Linked DNA regions of Mus musculus: region 1 is linked to region 2. A link is a loop called in an ENCODE intact Hi-C map of the cell type or tissue named here. Cell type or tissue: gastrocnemius. All regions are shown on one strand. Links, peaks and the distances in the headings refer to the core of each region. The heading gives the core; the rest is flanking DNA. Region 1 has its middle 4.0 kb from the start of Gm52786. Region 2 overlaps Cux2 (cut-like homeobox 2).

Evidence for each region. Peaks named below come from ENCODE experiments on the same cell type or tissue, not always from the same donor. Only the 100,000 strongest peaks of a DNase experiment are listed, where the experiment ranks them.
Region 1: a loop joins it to region 2, with 8 times the contacts of the local background. A loop is called at or near these places in 21 of 42 quality-filtered maps.

The regions. Positions count from the first base shown.
Region 1 is chr5:122,056,388-122,061,757 of GRCm38, reverse strand. No RefSeq gene overlaps it. Among named protein-coding and RNA genes, the nearest start is that of Gm52786, 4.0 kb to the right of the region's middle. In gastrocnemius, for the core only: CTCF peaks have their summits at 2,216 (motif pointing right) and 3,919 (motif pointing right); DNase peaks (open chromatin) are centred at 2,220 and 3,916; H3K4me3 peaks cover 964 bases; H3K27ac peaks cover 828 bases.
Region 2 is chr5:121,869,030-121,874,399 of GRCm38, reverse strand. Cux2 (cut-like homeobox 2) reads left to right here. Exons shown (of 23, transcript NM_001312908.1): 16 at 99-743; 17 at 1,249-1,350; 18 at 4,620-5,370. The region is part of intron 1 of Gm52785 (a long non-coding RNA gene); the gene reads right to left. Among named protein-coding and RNA genes, the nearest start is that of Gm52785, 4.4 kb to the right of the region's middle. In gastrocnemius, for the core only: a CTCF peak has its summit at 2,058 (motif pointing left); DNase peaks (open chromatin) are centred at 2,045 and 2,672; H3K27ac peaks cover 928 bases.

The DNA.
Region 1 (5,370 bases), core at 77-5,076, 190 kb before region 2:
GGCACACACAGTCACACATGTATTCACATGTACACACATACACACATATGCACGCATGTACCCACAAAAATACACACATGCATTTATGGGCACACAGAGACACACACGTATACCCAATGTGCACACATGGGCACACACATAAACACATATACAATTACACACATGCATGCACACATTTATGTATATGGGCATAGACATGAACACAGATGTATGCACACATGCACATATACATGCATACACATTACACAAACACATATGCATGCACACACACATCTATGGACATACACAGACATATGCACATATGTATCCTATGGAATGACAGACCACGTAGGACCTCCTTTCTGGAAGCCCTCCTCCCACTTCCCAGTTATGGCTGCTCACAAGATTGTGCCCAGCAAGGGACAGCTCTGTTTATCTGTGTGAGAAACGGGGCCTCTAAGGGGCTCAGGGCTGGAGAGCCCACCCAGAGCCACACAGTATTGTGACTTTGGATAGCTTTCCCCAAGAACCCGGAGACTGCAGAGCCCGGGTGGGGTCAAATAGGAGGGGAGGGCAGCCTGGGAATGTCAAGGGGTTGGGGGCGGGGCTCTTAGGGCAAGAGAGGAAGCTAACTCTACTGTCGTATTTCATTGGTTAGAGTAGGTCATGTGACCACAAGCTCACATGGCCATGAGAAGGTCACTTGGAGAAGTCGGGGGGGGGGGGGGGGGCGGGGCAGACTTGGGGATCACCCGAAGTGGGGTGGGCAACGTAGAGGAGGAGGCAGGGGTGAGGGGAAGGGAGTCATGGCCTTCCCCCACAGTATTCTGAAGAAAGAAGCTCAGGCCCAGAGAGGTTGCGAGTCTGCCCTGAGACTGAGCCGCCATGGATTCAGGATTCAAACTTGATTCAGCCATGCTAGGTAGTGAGTACCTTCTAAAGAGTTTGAAGAGGTGCTGTTTCCTAAGCCTGTATCTCTTTTACTGTTGTCTCTTGCCTGCGCCACCTCCTTCACCTGCAGTACTTAGTAGGTGTCCAACCAGCTGCCTTATTCACCCCCCACCCCAGGCTCTCTCAAGCCCTAGGGGGCCATTGTATTGCTACTTCTCCCCAGGGGTTGGAAGGAAGGGCTTGATTGTCAGGCACCCCAATCCATATCTAAATACAGATTTCGAACACTGAGGAGCCTTCTGGACCTCCTCTGGGGTACCTGAGACAGCTCAGTGGGGGAACTGGGACAAGGAGAGAGACAGCCAGCTCTGAACTGGCTTGCCTGGATTCATAATCCCCATCCAAAAGCCCTGGTCAGTGACAACTCTGCCTCAGTGTTTCCATCTGAGAAGTGGGTTCAATCCTTGTGGGGTCGTGAAGGTAGTGAGTTAGCTTGTACTTAGAGCAGTATCTGGGATCATAATTAATTCGAATTGTTGCTTCGGCTCCTGCGGGTCACTGACCTTCAAGCACCAAAGTCCAGATGGCAGCACCTGCTCGTTTGCGTTGGGCTCTGGACACTTTTCTCTCAGCCGTAGCACACCGAGGTTCTCATTGTGCAAATGGGGAAACCGAGGCTCCAGGAAGTGGGGTGAGTTCTTCAAGCCCACACCTAAGAAGTGGTCAAGCCAGGACTTGAATTGGATTTTGGAGCAGGACCCCTCTATTTTCAGTCCTTTTTAGGGTCACTCGGAGGCCATCCTGGACTGGTTTGGAGAAATAACCTGAATAGGAAGTGGGCGTGGCTTCCGTGCGATTCCGATTCACTCCTCCAACTGTCCCACGGGGGATTTAGACCCATTGTCGGGGGTCGGGGTGTGGGGGGGGAAGATGCTCAGAGATGTGGAGTCCCTTTTCTGGAACGCAGCTGGGAAGGGGTGGGGGCTGGGATCAACACCGTCCTTGAACTTGGGTCTGAGGCCAAGTGCCGCTCAGCTTCACCAGGAGCCGCAGCTGCTTTGCAGCCCGCGTCATGACGTCACATGCTTGCTCTAAATGCGTTTTTTTGTTTGTTTTGTTTTGTTTTGTTTTTTTTTTACTTAACCCAGACTGTCAGCCGGGCAGATGAGGTCACGGAAGAGTCGCCAGCTGTGCCTCCCGTCTGAGTTCTTTGGGTGCTGCTGCGTGGGGGGAGGGGGAAGGGAATAGAGCGAGGAGAGCCCCTGAACAAGGCAGAGGGTCCTCCAAATGTCCAGCAGCCTCTGGTCAAGGGGCCCTGCGTTGGCGTACAGTCGGCATTTACGCGAAGTGTCCACCAGGTGGGGCTTGTGCCCAAGCCAGGTGCTGTAAGTTCTGGGAGGGTTGCCTAGCTCCACAGAGGCGGGTAGACCCTGGGGTTAGGGGTGAGGAGGTGGGATGGAGTGGGGTGGGGTGGGGTGGGGGTACCACACGTGCCCTGTGTGCTTGCAAGGCTGCGGTACTCGGGTATGTCCCTGAGAAGCTGTCTCTGGCTCGTGTGTTAACTTGCGTGAAGAGTTATGCGCATGTGCGTGAAAACGTGCACCTTTTGTACGTGTGTGCAGAGCGGCCTAGACATGGTGCCTGTGGGCGCAGCTAACGCAAAGTGTGGGCCGCATCCCTGAGTGTTCGTGTCTCTGGGCTCATGTGTGTGCCTGTGTGTGCAGAGATGAGTGGAGAGGGTGTGGGTGTGTAGAGATCCAACATGAATCTAGCTCTTGAGTTCGATTGAGTCTCCCTCTTAGGTAGTTTGGAGGCCGGGGAATAGAAAGGCTGACCTTTTGGGACACCATCTGCATAAAAACATTGCACAGGTACCCCGAGTCAGGCACTGATGGGGGTGGGGGTTGACCTCTTCAGCCTTGCGTCTTCGAAGGTCTCTGGAGTGAAGGAGGGCTTCTAGAACCTTCTTTCAGGGTTTGTTGAGTCCCTTCAAGGGGAGCCGCAGACAAAGGATACAGAAAGGATTGGATTCCTAACCGGGACAGGGACAGTGTTCCAGGAAGGAGTCAGAGGTGTACCATGTGCAGAGAAAACAGAGGTCCCTGGGAGGCTGACGGGCTGTGACTCAGGAACTGGCTGTCTGGGTCACAGACATGTGTCCCTCCCACCTTTCATTCCATTGGTGGCCACAGCCTCAATGGCTTCTTTATCCCCTTCCCCCTGGCCCAAGGCTAGTGTGGCTGGGAGTGTGCCTCCTACCCAACTTCCAAATCATGCTCAGCTTCATCCTGATGAGCTAGCTGTGCCTGTCTCTCTGGGCCTCAGTTTGTTGACCTGGAAAATGGGCACAGCCGTGTCTGCTAATAAGGGGTCAAGGCAAATCCTGGTGCCACCTCCATGTGAAGCAGGCACAGGAGCCTGTAATGGTGATAACTTGAAGGTACAGAAACTAGGTGAGAGACATTCTTCTCATCTTAGTAAAGCAGTCACAGAATTCTCCCTTTTTTGTTTGATTCACGGCCGGTCCCCAGTTAAAGGTGAGCCCCCCCCCCCATATGCTTCAGGAGAGAGGACAGAGGGAATGAGGGAGACGGAGGAGCTGGGAAGACAGTGGAGAGAAGGCATGTGTGGTTGGAGAGAAATTAAGAAATAGAAATGAGAAGCTGGGAACAGTGGTGCTTGCCTGTCATCTCAGCACTCAGGAAGCTGAGGCAGGAGGATGACAAGTTTGAAGACAATTTGGAATACAGAGTGAGACTCTAACCCCTCCCCTCCTGAGACTGGAGTAGCTCCATGTTCCTCATCCCAGGGTTTCTTTGGGGATGGGTAGAGGTTTTCCTCAGAGGACAGGGCAGGTTCATGACCACCCTGCAGGCTGACGAGGGGTAGAGGCCACTCATGCCAGCGGCTAGTATCTTGGAGGCCGGGGCCTTGTGGGTGTCCTGTATTCCTCAGATGCTGTCTCTGTTTTTTGTTTTTGTTTTTTAATAGATTTACCCTTTTTATTTATGTGTATCGCTATGCACACATGTGTGCAGTACCCACCAAGTCCAGAAGAGGGCGACAGAACCCTAGAGTTGAATTTACAGGTTGTTATGTGCTGCCCAGAATGGGTGTTGGGAATCAAACCCTGGTCCCCTGGATAAGCAGTGAGTGCTCTTATCCACGGAGCCATCCCTTTAACCCCTTGATGGCTGTTTCTGAGGTCATCTGCTATAGTGTGTGGTTTGAATACTCAGGGACTTCAGTATGATATGGAGCCAGAGGGTACTTCTGAGACTGAAGTGGCCTCTGTGTACTTAAGAGCCCAGTTTAGTGACAGGTAGGCTCTTAGGAGGCTCAGTGAGCTGCCCCTCAAGATACTCTGGAAGCTGCCAGTGGCTATGTGGCATTTGGTCCTCAGGGTGCTCAATGGATGCCCAGTCCTAATTCTGATTACAAAGCAGAATTCTGGGCAGAATCCAGGATTCTTATGTTACAATGGCTACTACAACGTTGAAAACCAAAGAGCCTGAGGGTAGAGCTCTGGGGTAGCGTGCTTGCCTAGTGTGGGCGAGGCCCTAGGTTGGACCTCTGCGGTGCAGGTGCCATGCAGTGAAGATGGCTTCCTAAGGATATTCTCTCTGTTCTGCGCTAGTGGAAGAGACCAATAGTTTGAGCTTTAAACTCACTAATGTGAAGCTGGGCGTGCTGTCACAGGCCTGTCTTCTCAGTAGCAGGAAGGAGGGCCAGAATCAGGGCTAGCCTCAGCTACATGGAAGATTTGAGGCTAGCCTGGGCAATATGAGAGCCTGCCTCAAAATAAACGGATCAATTAAAGGGTAAAAGCAGACAGACCATGGCATGCTGAGGTCCCCTTGAAGCAGGTCCTGGTGTGTGGTGTGGGGTAGAGGTCTAATTGAGTTGGGTGTGTCTCATCCCACTCCCACTCCCCGAAACCCACTCCCACACTATGCAGTTAACCCAGCTTGCCCAGAATTCTCTGAGGTCCAAATCTGTCTTTTCCTTTCTGGTTTCTGGGACTGGCTTTTTCCATCTATTTGAGCGTGTCAACTCCGTGTGAGCGAATGAATCCTTCCCGGCTTCTCATTCTGTCCTTGTCCTTCCTCCTCCCCCTCTCTGTCATCCTGTCGGTGGTGACAGTCTTGCTATCTGATGGGAAAGTTCTCCCCAAGCCCAGCAGCCTTGAGAGACGGCCCAGCTGCTTTTAACCCTTGTGACTTCATAATAATTTAGAATGGCAGGTTTCAGGAGTAGCCCTAGCTGCTGTTTCAGTGGGAACAGCCTGAATTTATGGACACAGTTAAGAAGAAGAAGAAGAAGAAAGACGGTGTCCTGGCTGTGACCACAGCAGCTCCCTGCTTGGCTTTCTTATGGGCTGGGGCCAGCAGGCTGTGGCATGGGTACTGGGCAGGGTCGCCCAGAGAATGCAGACTCTCTTACTCTGACCACATGCAGATTCCTCATGACAAAACTAATTTATGCTTGATGTGTTAAAAT
Region 2 (5,370 bases), core at 104-5,103:
CATCTCTCTTGCCTCTGCACATCCCTCCCCTCCATCACAATTGGTCCCTCTGCACCTCTGTCTGTCTGTCTGTCTGTGCATCCCCCCTGGTGTTCTAGAGGAAGACCCCTCGGAGGATGACTCCATCAAGGGCTCACTGGGCACGGAGCCCCCCTACCCTCCTCAGCTTCCACCTCCGCCAGGCCCGGAAGACCCGCTGTCCCCAAGCCCTGCGCAGCCCCTGCTGGGCCCCAGCCTGGGTCCTGATGGGCCAAGGACTTTCTCGCTGTCCCCCTTCCCCAGCCTGGCCCCGGGGGAGAGGCTGGCTGGGGACTCACTGCTATCCAAACATATGATGGGCCCAGCTGCCTTCAAAGGGGAGACGGGAAACCTGCTGGCATTCCCCCCGACTTTCTACGGTGGTGCCAAGCCTCCATCAGCTCCTGCTGCCTCCGTGCCCTGCCCCGAGCCCACAGGGGCCCCGGAGGCTGTGGATGGGGCTGGGCCAGAGGAGGAGCAGCTGGACACGGCTGAGATCGCCTTTCAGGTGAAGGAGCAACTTCTCAAGCACAACATTGGCCAGCGCGTGTTTGGCCACTATGTGCTGGGACTGTCGCAGGGCTCGGTGAGTGAGATCCTGGCCCGGCCCAAGCCGTGGCGTAAGCTCACGGTGAAAGGCAAGGAGCCCTTCATCAAGATGAAGCAGTTCCTGTCGGATGAGCAGAATGTGCTGGCCCTGCGCACCATCCAGGTGAGGCAGCGAGGTAAGCCACGGAGGAGCCCCACCGCCATCCAGAGCTGTGGGTGACCCCGGGGTGGGTGAGCCACCACCCTGTGCCTTGGTTTCCCTATTTCGAGGGACAGACTCGTGACCTTGCTCCCTCCTGCACTGGGCCACCCCTCCCTCCCTCTGCAGCCCTTTCTGGGCAGTTAAGCCCCAGCTCTGGGCTGATTCCTCAGTTTCCACCTCCCACCCCATTCTCGACATTGGCCCGTGGGGGAGGGGCTAAAAGGACCCAGAGCTCCGAACTGCTTAAGAAGTGTCCGCTGTTGCCATAATCATCCTGGCCCATTAACCAGCCCTAACCACTGACCTAGCACGCACAGGGTCCTAGTTCCAGCCCCAAAGCCGGAGTCACTACACCACCTACCATTTGTCACCCTCCCCACCCACCCCAGGACAATCTGGTCCATACCCTCCTGCCCACCTCCAGGGCCTGACCCCGCCCCCTGCAGGCCCCACAGCCGCCACCTTCGTGCCCCTCCCAGGCAGCATCACCCCGAGAATCCGCACACCTGAGACAGGCTCGGACGACGCCATCAAGAGCATCCTGGAGCAGGCCAAGAAGGAGATAGAGTCTCAGAAGGGGGGTAAGTGTGGCCTCTGCCCATGACCTCTGATCCTTGCCTGCATCTCCTCTATCATCCCAGGGTGTTCCCAGGTCAGTTGTAACCTCCAGGGCCCCAGAAGGGCCTTCCTGGAACACACGCAGGTATGCCACAGCTCAGGTCTCTCCCGTGTCTCACTACCTGCCCCATAACAAAATCTCAGCTGTTCAGCAAGACATCCGGACCCTGAGACTATCCCCTTTCCCAGGACATCTAGCCAAGCGCCACTCTCTTAAGTGTCACCTCCTCCAGGAAGCCCCCCCCCCCTATCCTGGTATGCTTCCCACTGTGGCCTACAGTACCAAATACAAGATAGCAGGACTGGCCATAAATCCTGGTTCAGCTGTTGATTAGCTGTGTGGCCTTGTATTGATGACTTGACCTCTCTGTGCTTCCCTCCTCTCATCTTTAAGACGGGAATGATATTAGCTCTCCTTTCTGAAGGCTAAGGGGATCACCAGCCAGGGGCAGGTACACAGAAGACTGTAGGCAGAGTCTTAGAGTCAAAACCACCTTCTTTGTTGTGATCCTGCCTGCCATCAATGGCTCTGGCCTTGTCCCTGCCAATGGCTTGGGGGCTTCTATGGCTAGGCCAAGTTATACACTTAACACCCTGCAGTGTTGGTTGCCTGGGATCCTGGGATGCTGGGCTCAGTTCTCCCACCCCACTGTGCGGTGTCTGCTGCCCCCTGCTGGTGGATCCGTGCATGTATTCCAGTTGCAAAGTCCTATGAGGAAAATCTATCCGTGACTGTGGCCTTCAGTGGAGACCCGCCTCTGTCCCTAGGAGAGGCCACAGGAGAGGGAGTTTACCCTGCCCTACCAGCTAATCCTCTGAGCCATTCATGATTTTTTTTTTTAAATACAGGGTTTCTGTGTGTAGCTTTGGCTGTCCTGGAACTTTTTCTGGAGACCAGACAGGCCTTGAACTCAAAAGAGTTCTTACTTACTCTTACTGGGACACCTTAGCCTCCCAATTGCTGGGATTAAAGGTGTGCCCCACCACCACCACCATCATCACCACCAGGCTCCCACTGAATGCTAGTCCGGAGCTGCAGATGTGAAGCGTGAGCTGCAGATGTGGCTGAGGCGTAGCAGCACAGCCTTGAGTTCAGTTACACAGACCCTGGGTGTCTGACGTTCTCAGTGCTTCCCCCAGGGTCAGAAACAGACTCGGAAGCATTAAAGTCAGCAGCGGGGCTGAAGGGAGTGTTCACACTCAGTACTAAGCTATAAGGGTGGCCACTCCCACTTCTACCTCCTACCCCAATATGTTCCAAACAGCTGGGAAGGCCCAGCCCAGGGCACCAGGCATGGCCGAATGCCAGCTCCAGGCGTGTTCTTGACAAAACCAAAGGAAGTGTCCAGGGTGGAGGTGGGTGGGCAGGCATTTATACAAGCTGCTCATAACAATGACAGGCTAGTCAGTGCTGGTGGTGGTGGTGGTGGTGGTGGTGGTGGCGGCGGCGGAGGCGGTGCACGCCTTTAATCCCAGCACTCAGGAGACAGAGGCAGGCGGATCTCTGAGTTCGAGGCCTACACTCTGGTCTACAGAGTGAGTTCCAGGACAGCCAGAGCTACACAGAGAAACCCTGTCTCGAAAAGAGAGAGACAGAGACAAAGACAAGCCGCTTCCCACTTCAGCCTCCCCAGCCTGTTGCTGGACTTTGAAGTCATGTGACTGGCACTTCCTGGGTTGTCATCCCTTCCTGTTTTAAATGTTTTTCTAGGTTCCTACTTGGATCCACGCTGGGTTACTTTCCGAGACTCAATGCTGGTCTATTGCTTTTAGTTTGAAAAACAAAATGTCATTCTAATGGCTGTGTCGTGGGCCCAAGGGTGGAGGCTACCCAGGGACACAGGATCATGGAGGAAGGCCATGGTGACCTGTCTGGCTCAGTAGTCAGAGAACACTGTCTAGAAGGGAGAGAGAGGCAGCCCCTAGTCACACCCGGCTCCATTGCTGTCCTGAGACACGGCCTGGGTCTGTGACATCCTCTCTGCTTACTCCTTGTGTGGACTTCCTGTTTGTCTTCCTTTGCTTATTCATAGAACCAACTGAGCCCCTGGGACTTATGACTCCGACCCAAGACTCTGTGTGCGTCTGACCTGACACTCCCCCTCCCCTCCCCCCCTCCCCGCTCCTCCCCTTCTCTTCCCTCTCAGATAGCTGTCAGCCTGGTTTTTTCCTATCAGTCCATTGATGAGACTTTCCCCTGCACCTTGTGGTTTAATTAGCTTGCTTGGTAGCTTGTGGAGACTTAGACTTTGAATCACCTTCCCTTCCCCCACCCCAACCCTGAGACAAGCTTTCTCTGTGTAGCCCTGGCTGTCCTAGACTCACTCTGTAGACCAGGCTGGCCTCTAACAAACTCCCAGAGACCCGCCTGCCTCTGCCTCCTGATTGCTGGGATTAAAGGTATGCCCGACCTCATTAACCACTGGTTTTTCTTTTTCTTTTTTTTTTTTTTTTTTTTTTTTTTGGTTTTTCGAGACAGGGTTTCTCTGTATAGCCCTGGCTGTCCTGAAGCTCACTTTGTAGACCAGGCTGGCCTGGAACTCAGAAATCTGCCTGCCTCTGCCTCCCGAGTGCTGGGATTAAAGGCATGCGCCACCACGCCCGGCTGTTTTTTCTTTGGATGGTTGGGTTTCCACCACGGGCTTTTGCTATAGAATTCATGAGCGCATCTTTGAGTTACTGCCTCTTTCTTGACCTTCTTAGGCTTTCACGAGGTTGGTTTGTATAAATGTATAACAGCGTGTATAAAAGGCGTGCTTTTTGTGGGTTTTGGCTTTGTTTTTTTTGTTTGTTTGTTTTGGGTTTTTTTTTTCAATATTTATTTAATGTAAGTACACTGTAGCTGTCTTCAGACACACCAAAAGAGAACATCAGATTTCATTACAGATGGTTGTGAGCCACCATGTGGTTGCTGGGATTTGAACTCAGGACCTTTGGAAGAGTAGGTGCTTTTAACCTCTGAGCCATCTCACCAGCCCCTTGGCTTTGTTTTAACACTGCCTCCTCTCCTTGTTCACTTTCTCCACATATACTAAGATCTTACTATTGGCCTGATTTTTTTTTTAATGCCTGCCTAATATTGCACCAGACAGTCAGACAAGACCCACCATGACTTACTTAACCAGTCTTCCCATTGTAGAACACCGAGGTTGCCCCCATGTTTAGATGGTATAAACACAGATGCCACATACAACTATGTCACGATGATGGGCCCCTGTCCACCCCATCACAGGTGAGTCCAAGAACTCCCCAGCCTCCGTGAGCATCCCCAACGGCACAGCCTCCTCCAGCACCTCGGAAGATGCCATCAAGAACATTCTGGAACAAGCCCGCCGAGAAATGCAAGCCCAGCAGCAGGCCCTGCTGGAGATGGAGTCGGGTCCCAGGGGCCGCTCAGTGCCTCCCTCTCCTCCGGAGCGGCCCTCGCCAGCCACTGCGAGCCAGAATGGGGCCCTGACCTGCGTGAAGCAGGAAGATGGCGGTGGTGGCAGCGGCAGCAGCAGCACTGTGCAGGCGCCGCTTGCTGTCTTGTCCCCCGCTGCATTTGTGCAGCGGATCATCCGCAAGGTGAAGTCGGAGATCGGCGATGCCGGCTACTTTGACCACCACTGGGCATCAGACCGTGGTTTGCTCAGCCGTCCCTATGCCTCCGTGTCGCCCTCCCTCTCCTCCTCCTCCAGCTACTCCGGACAGCCCAATGGGCGAGCCTGGCCTCGTGGGGACGAGGCAACCATCGCCCCTGAGGACGAAGCAGCTATGGGCGAGGACGAGGCCCCCAGGGTGGGAGAGCTCAAGGCCGAGGCCGGAGCCCCGGAGGTGGGCGGCGGGCGACTGCCCTACTATCCAGCATACGTGCCCCGCACACTCAAACCCACTGTGCCGCCCCTGACACCCGAGCAGTATGAACTGTACATGTACCGGGAGGTAGACACGCTGGAGTTGACACGCCAGGTCAAGGAGAAGCTAGCCAAGAACGGCATCTG